Regions from separate parts of the Homo sapiens genome. Here region 1 is linked to region 2. Evidence: chromatin loops called from intact Hi-C (ENCODE). Cell type or tissue: Caco-2. All regions are shown on one strand. Each heading gives the region's core, and the rest is flanking DNA. Links, peaks and the distances in the headings are about the cores only.

The links. A loop is a pair of places that touch in the nucleus more often than their neighbours do. Peaks named below come from ENCODE experiments on the same cell type or tissue, not always from the same donor. Only the 100,000 strongest peaks of a DNase experiment are listed, where the experiment ranks them.
Region 1: a loop joins it to region 2, with 5 times the contacts of the local background. A loop is called at or near these places in 20 of 110 quality-filtered maps.

The regions. Positions count from the first base shown.
Region 1 is chr10:97,772,061-97,778,370 of GRCh38, reverse strand. No RefSeq gene overlaps it. Among named protein-coding and RNA genes, the nearest start is that of SFRP5, 3.2 kb to the right of the region's middle. RefSeq lists an enhancer at 3,245-3,539. In Caco-2, for the core only: no CTCF peak of the experiment used is centred there; a DNase peak (open chromatin) is centred at 3,393.
Region 2 is chr10:97,866,486-97,872,795 of GRCh38, reverse strand. It overlaps GOLGA7B (golgin A7 family member B), which reads right to left. Exons shown (of 5, transcript NM_001010917.3): 5 at 1,218-6,310. All of the region lies in intron 14 of CRTAC1 (cartilage acidic protein 1), which reads left to right. Among named protein-coding and RNA genes, the nearest start is that of MIR3085, 6.3 kb to the left of the region's middle. In Caco-2, for the core only: a CTCF peak has its summit at 3,222; a DNase peak (open chromatin) is centred at 3,265.

The sequences.
Region 1 (6,310 bases), core at 1,378-5,377, 94 kb after region 2:
TAGGTGCCTGCCAGCACTGATAGTTTCATTAATTAGACCACTCACCCCAGTTTTTTAATGGGCACTTAATGGCAGCTGCTATGAAGACACCACCCTAGCAGAGGAGCACTGGGATTGTAAAAGGCAGACAACTGGCCGGGCGCGGTGGCTCACACCTGTAATCCCAGCACTTCGGGAGGCCGAGGTGGGCGGATCATGAGGTCAAGAGATCAAGACCATCCTGGCCAACATGGTGAAACCCCGTCTCTACTAAAAATACAAAAATTAGTTGGGCGTGGTGGCACGCGCCTGTAGTCCCAGCTACTCAGGAGGCTGAGGCAGGAGGATCGCTTGAACCCAGGAGGCAGAGGTTGCGGTGAGCCGAGATCGAGTCACTGCACTCCAGTCTGGTAACATAGCGAAACTCCATCTCAAAAAGGAAAAAAAAAAAAAGGCAGACAATTCCAGGAGTCTGAAATAATGACAAGACCCTGTCTTACCACTTCAGTCATCCCAGCCCTCCTGGGGGCCCAAGCAAGCCTGTCCTGGCAAGGCCTCCTCATAGCCCGGGACAGGGGAGGCAACAGCGAACCTGGGGGCCTCCTTCCATTCCTCAGCCCCACCTCCATCATCATCCCAAGCCCCTTCCATTATCTCACTGGATCCTCAAGATAAACCCACAGAGAATGCAGGGCAATGTGGTCCCCGCCACCGCACAGATGAGGCAACTGAGACTCAGGGTCTCAGTAAATTAAAAGGTAATTAAATTACTTTTGCTAGTAAATTAAAAAGGTGTAACTCAGGATCTTTTGAATCCCAGCTTGGTGTACTCCCCACTGCCCCACACTGCCTCTCCTGGGGGCCTTGTCAGGAGGCATAAACAGGGCAGATCTCCTGGCTGGCGGATCTGCTGCAGCACTGACCACAGAGCTACTACACAGGGCACTCTGCAGGGTGCTGCTGTCACTCATTATCTCAGGAAGCCTTCAGCAACCAGCACTACCAGTACATAGATGCTATTAACTCTATTTTACAGATAAAGAAACTGAGGTTCAAGGTCCAACATACACAGGCCCAAGGACACACCACTAGGAAGTGCTCAGAATTCAGCACAGGTCAGTCTGACTCCAAAGCCTAGACTATGCCTGCCGCACCACATACGCTGCCTTCCCGTGCCTGTGTACTCCACACCAACAAGGACCAAGTCTCTTTCACATCCATACCTGGCCCATAGCAGGTTCTATTTAAGTGTTGGTTCATGAAATCATTATTCTTAAGGCCTAAGGCATTAAAAGAAACAAAAAAGGATATTTCATACAGATAGAAGTTACAATTCAACCAGAAGCTATAATAATCATGAAGCTTTTATACACCTGACAACATAGCATTAAGGTATATAAAGCAAAAATTGATTTTAAAAAAAGGAAAAATTGCCAAACCCATATGCACAATAGATTTCATACACCTCTATCAGAAATGCACAGATTAAGTAGCCCAGCAGTTCTCAAACATTTTGGTCTCAGAACCTCCTTGCACTCTTAAAAATTGAGACCCCAGGCTGGGCACGGTGGCTCACACCTGTAATCCCAGCAGTTTGGGAGGCTGAGGTGGGTGGATCACCTGAGGTCAGGAGTTTGAGACCAGCCTGGCCAACCAACATGGTGAAATCCTGTCTCTACTAAAAATACAAAAATTAGCCGGACATGGTGGCATGCACCTGTAATCCCAGCTACTCGGGAGGCTGAAGTGGGAGAATCACTTGAACCCAGGAGGCAGAGGTTGCAGTGAGCTGAGACTGCGCCACTACACTCCAGCCTGGGTGACAGAGCGAGACTCCTTCTCAAAAAAGAAAAAAATTGAGAATCCCAAAGAGATTTTGTTTACGTGGGTTTATACCTATCATTATTCACCATATTTGGAATTAATAATGAGGAAAAAGTTAAATGCATTAATGCTTTAAAATAATAAATGTTTATATGTTAATATAAATTTTTATGAAAAATAATTGTATTTTTCAAAACAAAAAATAATTTTAGTGAGAAGAGTGACATTGTTTTACATTTTTGCAAATCTCTTTAATGTCTGGCTTAACAGAAGCCAGCAGATTCTCATATATGCTTCCGCATTCAGTCTGTTGCCATATGTTGTTTTGGTTGAAGTATATGAAGAAAATTTGGCCTCACACATAAATGTAGTTGGAAAAGGGAGGAGTATTTTGATGGCCTTTTCAGTTAATTGTGAGTATGCTTCTTTGATACTACCCCAAAGACTGACATGTGTAGTTTCTTTCTTTTTTTTTTTCTTGAGACAGGGTGTCGCTCTGTCACCCAGGCTGGAGTGCAGTGGCGTGATCTTGGCTCACTGCAACCTCCACTGCCTCCCCTCAACAAACCCCACTCCCCAACCCCCACTCAAGTGTCGATCCTCCCACCTCAGGCTCCTGAATAGCTGGGACCACAGGCACACACCACCATGCCTGGATATTTTTTTGTATTTTTAGTAGAAACAGAGTCTCACCATGTTGCCCAGGCTGGTCTCAAAACTCCTGGGCTCAAGCAACCCACCCACCTCGGTCTCCCAAAGTGCTGGGAATACAGGCATGAGCCACCGCGCCTGGCCTGACATGTGTAGTTTCTTAAATGTAATGCAGAATCTGAAACCATATCAATAAGCTTCTCTTACCCAATTACCTTAAAATCCATTGGACTATCTTGTACCTTGAATGGGCATTTGAATTATGTACAGTTTTGACCCTGTATACCCCTCCGGAAAGAGTCTCGGGGTCCCCCTGGGGAACACTGACCATACTTTGAGAACCATTGAAATAGACAATAAAAGAGTGAAAAAATGTAGAATTTGATAACATAATTAGCAAGTTTGATCTAAGAGGTATTTATATAGAACTTTGCTCACAACAAACTACGAATACACATTTTTTTGAACAAATGGTCCCCTTTATCAGCTGGGGGAAAGGTCTGGACAGGCTGTGGATGCTCCAAGATGGACAGATGCCCGGCACAGTGCCCAGGTGTTCCACCTGCTGCTTAGGCCCTGGTTCGGCCTCAGCAAGAAGGGGCACTACATCAGAGAGCAGCCTTCTCCTGCCCAGGCTGCAGAACCAGGTCAAATGGCCACAGAGAGAGAGCTCCCCTGACAACAGCCCCATGGTGCAGCCCTCACCTCGGCTTGGTTCCTGTCAAGTTTCCCTCCTTGCATTCACCCTGTCCCGTGTCAGGGGCCCCCGGGGGTCCCCACGACAGAGCTGCCAGGTAAAGAGTGTCCATGCTCCTCTTCCAGGAGGCTTTCAGCCAGTCCCCTCTGCCCGTTACAGCCCTCGGAGCTGTCAGGTGTGGACTCACAGCTCTCTGATCATGCGCAGTTCTTACATAACCACCAGTAGAAACAAAGCCCTGCTCTGTCCAGGCCAGGTACTGGGACGCCAAGAACAGCACAGCCGACCAGCTGCCCAAGGAGGCAGCACTTTGCACAACCACCTGGGAGGCTCTAACACACCGTCAGTGCCCAAGGCCATACCTTCCCTGGAGGGCAGGAGCCTGCCAAGCCTGGAGGGGTGGGAGAGTCAGGGTGCAGGGGCAGAACTGCTGTTCAGAGCCCCAAACCAGAGCCAGAACCAAGGCATCCAAGGGCTTTCAGAACACACACCACTTTCTTTCTTTTTTTTTTTTTTTTTTTGAGACGGAGTCTTGCTCTGTCTCCCAGGCTGGAGTGCAGTGGCATGATCTCAGCTCACTGCAACCTCCTCCTCCTGGGTTCAAGCAATTTTCCTGCCTCAGCCTCCTGAGTAGCTGGGATTACAGGCACGCACCACCACGCCCGGCTAAGTTTTGTATTTTTAGTAGAGACAGGATTTCACCATGTTGGCCAGGCTGGTCTCAAACTCCTGACCTCAGGTGATCTGCCCACCTCGGCCTCCCAAAGTGCTGGGATTACAGGCATGAGCCACCATGCCCAGCCACCACTTTCTTTTTTTAAGAGACAGGGTCTTGCTCTGTTGCCCAGGCTGGAGTGCAATGGTGCAATCACAGCTCACTGTAACCTCGAACTCCTGAACTCAAGCAGTTCTCCCACCTCAGCCTCCAGAGTAGCTGGGATTGCAGGCGCATGCCACCATACCCAGTTAACTTTTCTAATTTTTGTAGAGATGGAGTCTTGCTGTGTTGCCCAGGCTGGTCTCAAACTCCAGGGCTCAAGCGATCCTCTCACCTCAGCCTCCCAAAGTGCTGGGATTTACGGGCGAGAACAACTGCACCCAGCCCATACAGCACATTTTTACCTCAAAGTCACACGTCCCTTGGGGATCTAACATTCCTAGGTGTTCATTCTGTGTGTTGGCACTGTGCAGGGGGCTTTCTTTCCATTCACCTTATTTGCTTCTCACAGTAACTGCTGAAGAAATTCCATTTTACAAAGAAGGAAATGAGGTTAAGTACTTGCCCAAGGTCATACAGCTAATATGTGGCCAGGATCTGAACCTGGCTCCATCGTCTGCAGAGCCCAGGCTCTCGCACCATTGCTACACTGCACTGCCTGGCCCTGCAGAGACCAGTCCTTCACCTTCTGAGTGGCCATCTGCATAACCTCTTCATGCTGGGGGCTGGGAGAGGGAGAGGGGAAAAGAAGGCCAAAGTTTACTCTACCTGGACCCCACTAGGTCATCCTGGACATCAAACACGGCTTGTCCCACCCTTGGGGCTCAGTGAGATGAGGCTTCTCCTGCCTCCTCTGCCTGCCTTGTATCTTTTTCTTACAACTAGATCAGAAGGAACAGAGCCATGTCTTTTGCACCTCTGTGTCCCCATGCATACCCTACCCCATGCCTTGCAGATAGTAGGTACTCTATGCATTTTCTGTGAATATTAAGGAGTGGCCCCTCACCCCTCTCCACTACCACTGCAAGGACAGACCCAGAGGAAGACAGGAGCCCTGGAAACATCCATTAGTGGGACTAAGGGGAGGAGCAGAGGGGGAAAGTGCCCAGTACTCCTGCCTTCCAGCAGAGCCAGCCCCCAGCTCCCCACGCCCTCCTAGGAGACACCTCCCCAAGGTACCCTCCCCACCAAAGACTGGGAGGTCAGGTGTCAGGCTAGGCTCTCAGGAAGGAATTCCCCTCCCTTCAAGCCTCCAGTCCAAATTCCTCTCAAGGGAGAGCCAATGAAAGGCAGGACTCAGACAGGAGAGAAAGACACCAAGCATGGGGCTCCTGAAGGTCCCCTCCCCTCTGATGCTTGCCTGGGTGCCCTGCTCAGACACACCATCAATTCCCCCTCTTCCCACTGTGTTCCCTACCATGGGTTGGAAGTTATCTTACCACAGAGTGGTTAAGCCCTGGCCTTTGTAGCCCAACATCTGGATTCAAATCCTAGCTCCTTCACATATGAGCTGTGTGGCCAAGGGCCAGTTACTCCACTTCTCTGAACTCCCTATCCCCTTGGTCATTAGGCCTACAGACTCAGAATCCAGGCCTCCTGGTTGTTTCTGGGCTCTGACTCTCGAAAAAGACTATCTGGGTTCAAATCCCAGCTCTAATCTGTGCTTAACCTCTCTGCCGCAGGATCTTTATCTGTAAGGTGGGGACAATAATAGTACCTACCCACCATCTAGCCTTATTGTGAGAATTAGCTGAGGGAGTTTATGCAATGTGCTCAGATCAGACTTGGCACACAATTAGCACCCACTAAGTATTGGCTATCATTAGCAATAGCTGATAAGCTTGGAACGTACCTTGCACCGCACCTTGCACCGCACCTTGCACCTTGCACCGTCCCTGGCAGGTAGTAAGAGCTCACTAAATAGAAGCTATGATTACCTTCACCCCCACTAGACTATCCTGGCCCTGGAGGTGGGTTCTGGGTCATATCCATCTTTGATTCCCCAGCAGCCAGCATGGGGCCTGGCACCAAGCTCAATGAAGACCTGCCAGGAGGACCAGAAGATCCAGGGTGTGGGGTGGCACGAGCCTCCCACCAGGGAGAAGAGGAACCGAGGTGTCGGGGAAGAGAAAACAGAGCAGAGGGAGAAAAGCCAAGGCAGAGAGATAAGCAAGTGAAGTGAGTGAGAAAAGGAACAGGAGAGGCTGTGGCGGAGAGAGATAAGGAGGAAGGATGGAGAAGGCGAGGGTCGAGGAAAATGCCCAGGGAGGCAGGGAGCCCTGGGGAGAAACGCTGGGCGAGGCCAGGGCTGCGGCAGGGGAGCCGAGCCGGGAGAGGGGCGCAAGACCTGGCGCTGGGCGGGACGCTCGGGCAGGGTGCGGGAGGGGCTGAGGGCCGCCCCCACTGCCTCCCCGCCTTGGAGCTGGGGCCAGGCGGCCGGA
Region 2 (6,310 bases), core at 1,443-5,442:
GATCTGCACTGGGGAGCCCAGGGGCGATCGGTACCCATCCATTCACCTGCCTCTCCAGGGTCTGCGAGCATCCATCTCAAGCCAGGCAGGCCTCTCGCTCATCTCTGATCTATCAGTCATCTCTCTATACCCATCTTCTCTGTATCCATCCACTTATCCAGCCAGCCAGCCATCCAGCCAGTGATTCACTCACAGTAATTCACTCTCTAGGGCCTGAGGTCCAGATCTCTCAGGTAAAGAATTCAGCACCAGAAGGATTTTCCCCACCTCAAAATGGTGTTTGGGGAGTGTCAGGCAGGGCCGACTGGGGTGGGACACACGCTTCCTCCCCTCCTCTCCCAGGATAGGTAGAGGTCATGAGCAGAGCCACAATGTCACAGCTAGGGCAACATCACTGAGAGCTGCTGCCCAGCTCAGGGGGTAGCCTGGGGTCACTGCATCCATCCTTTAATTGAGTTATAAGGTGACCACTTGCAGGTGAATTGTATCCTTCAGTGACCACTGCCTATCTGCATGGTACTGAGCTGCTTCTCAGTGGCACCTTGCCCTAGGGGTCTGCAGATGACACATCTGTATAGGCCTGCCTCTTCCTGCCAACCTGAGATGGGCAGCATCTTCCATTCACCTGGCCAGGGCCAGGCCCTGAAACAAGCACTCAGGATAGGGGGAGGTGGGGGTGGGGGTGGGGAGTGAGTAAGACAGGCTCCCTGCCCTTGAGAAGTGTACTGATTAATTGTGGGCAGCAGGGAAAAGGACCCTCGCAATCTCTGAGGTCTTGTAAGCTGTGTGTAAGCTTGTGTGTAACATTGCCCCCTTCTTGGGGCCTCACTCAGCACTGTTCTCAGGTGATAGCTGGTTCCCAATCACTTTTCCATTACAGAAATCGATAACTTGAATTACTCCAAAATAACTAGTACCTTCATGCCCCTGCAAAGCTAATTTTTCTGGGGATGCATTTGCCCACGAGTTTCTCTCTGGTCTGGAATCTGTCTTCTATCTTTATGAGTCAATCCAGGTAGAACACTCTCTCTTCTCCCACGTCTCACTCTTGTGGCAGAGTGAGAGTGGGATCTGGAGTCAGAGACTTAGGTTCAAGTCTTTGCTCTGACACTTACTAGCCCTTGTCAAGCTACCTAACCACCTAGAACGTCAGTTTCCTCATCTGTAAAATAAGATTTCAACACCCCAGTGTTCGAGAATTAAATGGAATAATAATGTACATGAATGTTCCTGGCATTTATTCGGGAATCAGTGAACCCTTGGATAAATATCTGTTTATTCTATGCCAGAATCTGAAGCCTGCTATAAATCTACATCATGAGGCCATCGTATAACGAGGTCCTAGTATCACTTCTGCAATAACAATATCTTACATTGGAGAAACAGATGATTATTTATAAATATACACATTCTCATAATGACAAAGGTGAGACTCAGGAAAGTTAAGTGAATTGCTGGGGGTGGGAAAGGGGGCAGCTGGCACAGCCCTCTGACTCTCTTCACAGTTTCCCACTTCCTCCATTGTCCCTGATTCAAAACCCGACGCAGCTCCAGGATCCTGCATGCGAAGTTCTGCTGTCCAGCAGATGCTGAAATGACAGGCCCTTTGAACATCCTCTTGGAGGAAGAGTTGTGAGCTTGGTGCAGGCTGCCCTTGGCACTGCCAGGGGAATAAATCCTCCTAGAAGTCGCCCGAGAAGGCTCATGCGGAAACCTCCGAAGGCTGGGCTCTGAAAGGAAGGAAAGAAACCGACATTACCAAGCATCTCTTTCATGCCAAGCACATTCATGGCCAGTTTCTTACTGACTCCTCAAAACCAATTGTTCTTAACCTTTTTAGGGGGTTGCATACCCCTTTGAGAATCTGCTGAAAGCTGTAGATGCTCTCCTCAGATAACGGCACATAATATGCACCTGAATGCAGTCGGGTCGAGGTTAAGAACTCCTGGTGTGAACCTGGGCTGTTTTCAGATTTTCTTAGGCATCAGGGACCTTCCCTTTTAGAGGGCCCACCCACAGCAGAGCAGACATTACATTTTCACACACACACACACACACACACGTAACATAGAGTTGCAGTTGTCTGTTTGGCATATGTGTTACATTTCCAGATATTTAACAAAACGTTAATTTCAAGTGTGTCCTTTCTTTTCCTATTTTGTAGCCAACAGGCTTTTCTGGTGAATTTTATTGAAATATATCACCAGTACAGACAAATACACAGCTCTTAAGTATACAGCTCAGTGAATTCTCATGAAGTGAGCACCCCGTGTAACTGGCACTCTGATCAAGAAACAGAACATCCTGAGCTCCCAGAAGCCCCCCAGGTCCCCATCCATTCGCTACCCCCGACCCAGGGTAATCTTGATCCTGACTCCCAATCAAAGGCGAGTTTGGCCTGTCTTTCAGTTTCATATAAGGGGAATCACATGGTGCATATGCATTTTTGTGTCTGGCTGCTTCTGTGGAACCATAAACTTCTTATTCAGGTCTCAGGCATTTTCAGAGGTGTATTAAAGGCTTATAGGCTATAGGTACTGTCAAAACCAGGGATTCTCAGCCTTACCTTCACATTAAAATCACCAGGGAAACTCTTTAAAATCCTGATGCCCAAGCTGTCCCCCAAAACAATTAAATCAGAATCTCTGAGGATAGGATCAGGCATTGGTGATTTTTCATGCTTCCAGTTGACATCCATTGCCACCAAGGTTGAACGCCTCGGGTCTAAACAACTCTGTGAGATATTAGTCTCCCTATTTAACAACTGGGGAATCTGAGGCTCCAAGAGTCTTCATGTGTCAGTGTCATGAAGCCAGAGCTCAAATTCAGATCTGATGTGGAGTGGTGTTTGCCTTGCCTTATCCCTGGGTGAATGGTAAAGCCCAAACCAGGTGGTGATGCCTCCTGTCTGGGCCCCCCTCATTGTGAGTCCTTCTAGAGGTGTGGAGAGGGATGTGGAGTTTCCCAGGCTCGACAGCCCAGGGGCTGGCCCTAGGGAGAAAGTCACCAGACTCCACCTTTGCCCCACACCTCTGGAAGCCACAGAAAAGTCCCTGCGGGTGGCAGTGGCTGCCAACCGGGGAGCCGTGGGGGACGTGTCACAACAGCCATAGTTCTTTCTGTCTCCACCTTTGATTCCCCGAGTGCAGTGCATAATCCTGCCACTCAGTGGCACCTCGAGCTTCTGTAAACCCTGTGGTTTCACACACACCCGCCCTGTGGCCAAAGGAAGGAAGCCAGACAGCAGGGTGCTGGCGCAGGGAGAGGAGCATGTGCAGCAGGAGCTTCCTGAGGCATGCCTGAGTGGCTGGGGCCTCACTTGGGACCTCGGGGACAGTCTGGCTGAGGCTGGAGCTGCTCCTGGGTCTTGATGGGGCCTGTCCCTGGCTGGCAAGGTGGGTGCAGGGACATGGCTACAGCCAGACCCCGGAGAGACAGGCCACCACCTGTAACTAAGCCAGCAGAGAGAAACCACACCTCCCCAGGCCCACAGTGAGTCGAGTCCCCCACTACCCTTCACCGGGCTGCCTCTGGGTCCCGCATGCCTGCGAGCACAGCCCATGCACCCTCCCGTGATGCCCTGGAAGTGGAGGTGCCAGCCCGGCCTCAAAACCCAGGCATGGCTCCAAGTCCTTCCCTGGGAATCTGCCTGATCCTAATCCCAGGACGGCTGAGGCCCTCAAGCTGTTAAGCGGCCTCTGAGGCTGGATCTGTCTTCTTCCTTGCAGTTTGGAGTCAGATTGCCTAGATTCAAAGCCAAGATCTGCAATTTCCCAGTTACTTAACGTCCATGAGCCTCAGTTTCCCCATATGTAAAATGGGAAATAAGAATCCATGCCATAGAGGGTTGCTGTGAGAATTGAATGACTAATTATGTAGAGTCTTAGCCTAGTGCCTGGCACATAGGAAGTGCTAAATAAACGTCAGCTACTATTATTATTATGATTACCATTTGAAAATGGAAGGGTTGAATGCCTCTCAGTCAGATAAGCACCCAGATTTGGTTTTACCCGTTTAGTAAATCCTCACCCCCTCCCCAGGACCTCATCTCTAGAAGAGCTGAGTTTGGATTCAAATCTGGCCTCGGGGTAGAACAAACTTCCTATCCCAAAACAGAATGAACCTGCCCTCATATTAGAGAACACGCTCACTTGTGGCAACCCACACACGGCCCAGGTTCCAGCAGAGGGAGTGAGTCCAGGCTGCACACAGCTCACTGCAGCCCTTAGCGGCAGTGACAACAAACATGAGAACCACCCAGAGGGGACTGCCCAGCCCCCACCTAAGAGGCTGGAGCCGTTGTCCCCACAGTCTGATGAGCCCCTCTCTGGGAACAGGCCTGAGTTTGTGATCCCAGCCTCCCTGCAGCCTCAGGCAGCTTCCCATCTGGGTGCCATCCCTGTGGTAACAGAGTGGGCACTGAGTCAGGAGACCTGGGTTCCAAGCTTGGGCCCTGTTATCATCAACCAGCTGTGTGGCCTAGGGCAAGTCACCCACCCTCTCTGGACCTCTGTGACAGGATTCAAGTGATCTTTAAATCCCCTGCCAGCTCTAACATATGGTTTCAGCAAAGTATCTGGCACATAGTAGGTGCTCAATAAATTATAAAATTCAAGACACAACTCTGCTAGGTTCCAACATCCAGCTACTTTCTCCATATTTGATCTTGGCCAAAAGGCCGAGAAGTGATCATCCAGCTACTTTCTCATCTTCAGTACTGAGTGACCTGTGTGATCCAGCTCCCAACAGGACCCAACCCAGGGGAAGAGCTCAAGAAATGAGGATTTATTGATATCATTAATTGATTACTTTTGGCCTCGCTTTCAGTCCAACCTGTTCCCCCACCCAAGGCTACAAGTGCCCCAAAGATTCCAGATTAGAGATGCTGAGGTGTCTGCCTCTTCAGTAGACTGCAAGCTCCAAGAAGACAGAGTTCATCCTGCTCCCCATGTCAGGTCCAGTTCAGGCAGCTGAGTATCCCCTCATGTGGTCCTGGAGCATAGAACTGACCCTCCATCGTCACGGGGCAGAGAAAGCATCACAGAGCTTCACGCTGGGCAAGTTCTTTTATTGGAAAAAGAAAAAAAAAAAAAAGGCCATAGCACTGCCTGTGCCCAGCCCTCCCATGGGAGATGCACAGGTCAGACACAATGCCCAGCCCCACAGGGGCCCAGGGAGGGCATAGGCCGTGGCCAGGGGCTGCGGTGGAGCCCACTGAACTGCGGCTCTCCAGGGGGATCCTTGGACCAGGACTCACTTGGGCCGAGGACTTCCTGAGGCTGCAAGGACTAGGCTGACTCTCTCTGGTCTCTGGGTAGGCCCTTGTATCCTACATGCTGCTCCCATGTCTGGTAGAAAAGCAGGCCTCTCTTTGACTCCAGAGAGCTACCTCCAGTGGCTGGTCTTGCACATCCACTTCTAACACCTCCCGCCAACTGAGATAGGCAGCCCCCTTCATTTCATCTTCGGGACACCAGCCCCAGGGGCTGCTCCCATCCCACCTGCTCCTCTGGGCCTCAGAAGCCGGGCATCATTGGCTGGACATCTCCTTTCCTTGCAAGGAGGGAGTTTGCCTTTCCCCTGCAGGCTGCTGGCACCTTTGAAGGTCCATGGAAACCTCACCTACAAAGCCTTAAAGAGCCCCAGCCCCTGGGCAGGCTGAACACACAGTGTCTGCAGCCCCGTTGTCTTGTCATGGGGAGCTGAGAGGGGGCACCAAAGGCCACCAAAGTTTGGCTCTTCTTTCCTAGAACCCCGGCTTCTCTTCCACTAGAACATATGCAGTAGAGTATGTTCCCTGGTAGCCCTAGGGGAGGGGCAAGGGGCTTTTGGACATTTACTTACAGGGGGTCAGGCTGGACCCACACAGGGAAGAAGTCACAGACCCTCAGGTAGCGAAGACAGCAGGATGCAGAGAAGCAGTCGTTGGCCTGGCAGCCAAGGGGAACACACAAACACACTCACACACACATGCACTCACCTGCATACACACACACTCATACACATGAACACTCATACACACATGCTTGTGCACACATGTTCATGCACATGCATGCACTCACACTCATATAAATGCACATTTGTGCACACGTGTGTGCACATGTACTCAGACACACACAGGTGTGCTTATAAATGTGTCCACATTCATACACTTGTGCACTGGTGCACACACATGCGCTCACACACGCGCTCACATACAGGCATGCTAACACACGCAGACTCACACATTTACGCACACTGCACTTACACACATGTGCACTCACACATACATTCACATGTGCATACACACAGGTTCTAATCTCAGGAAACT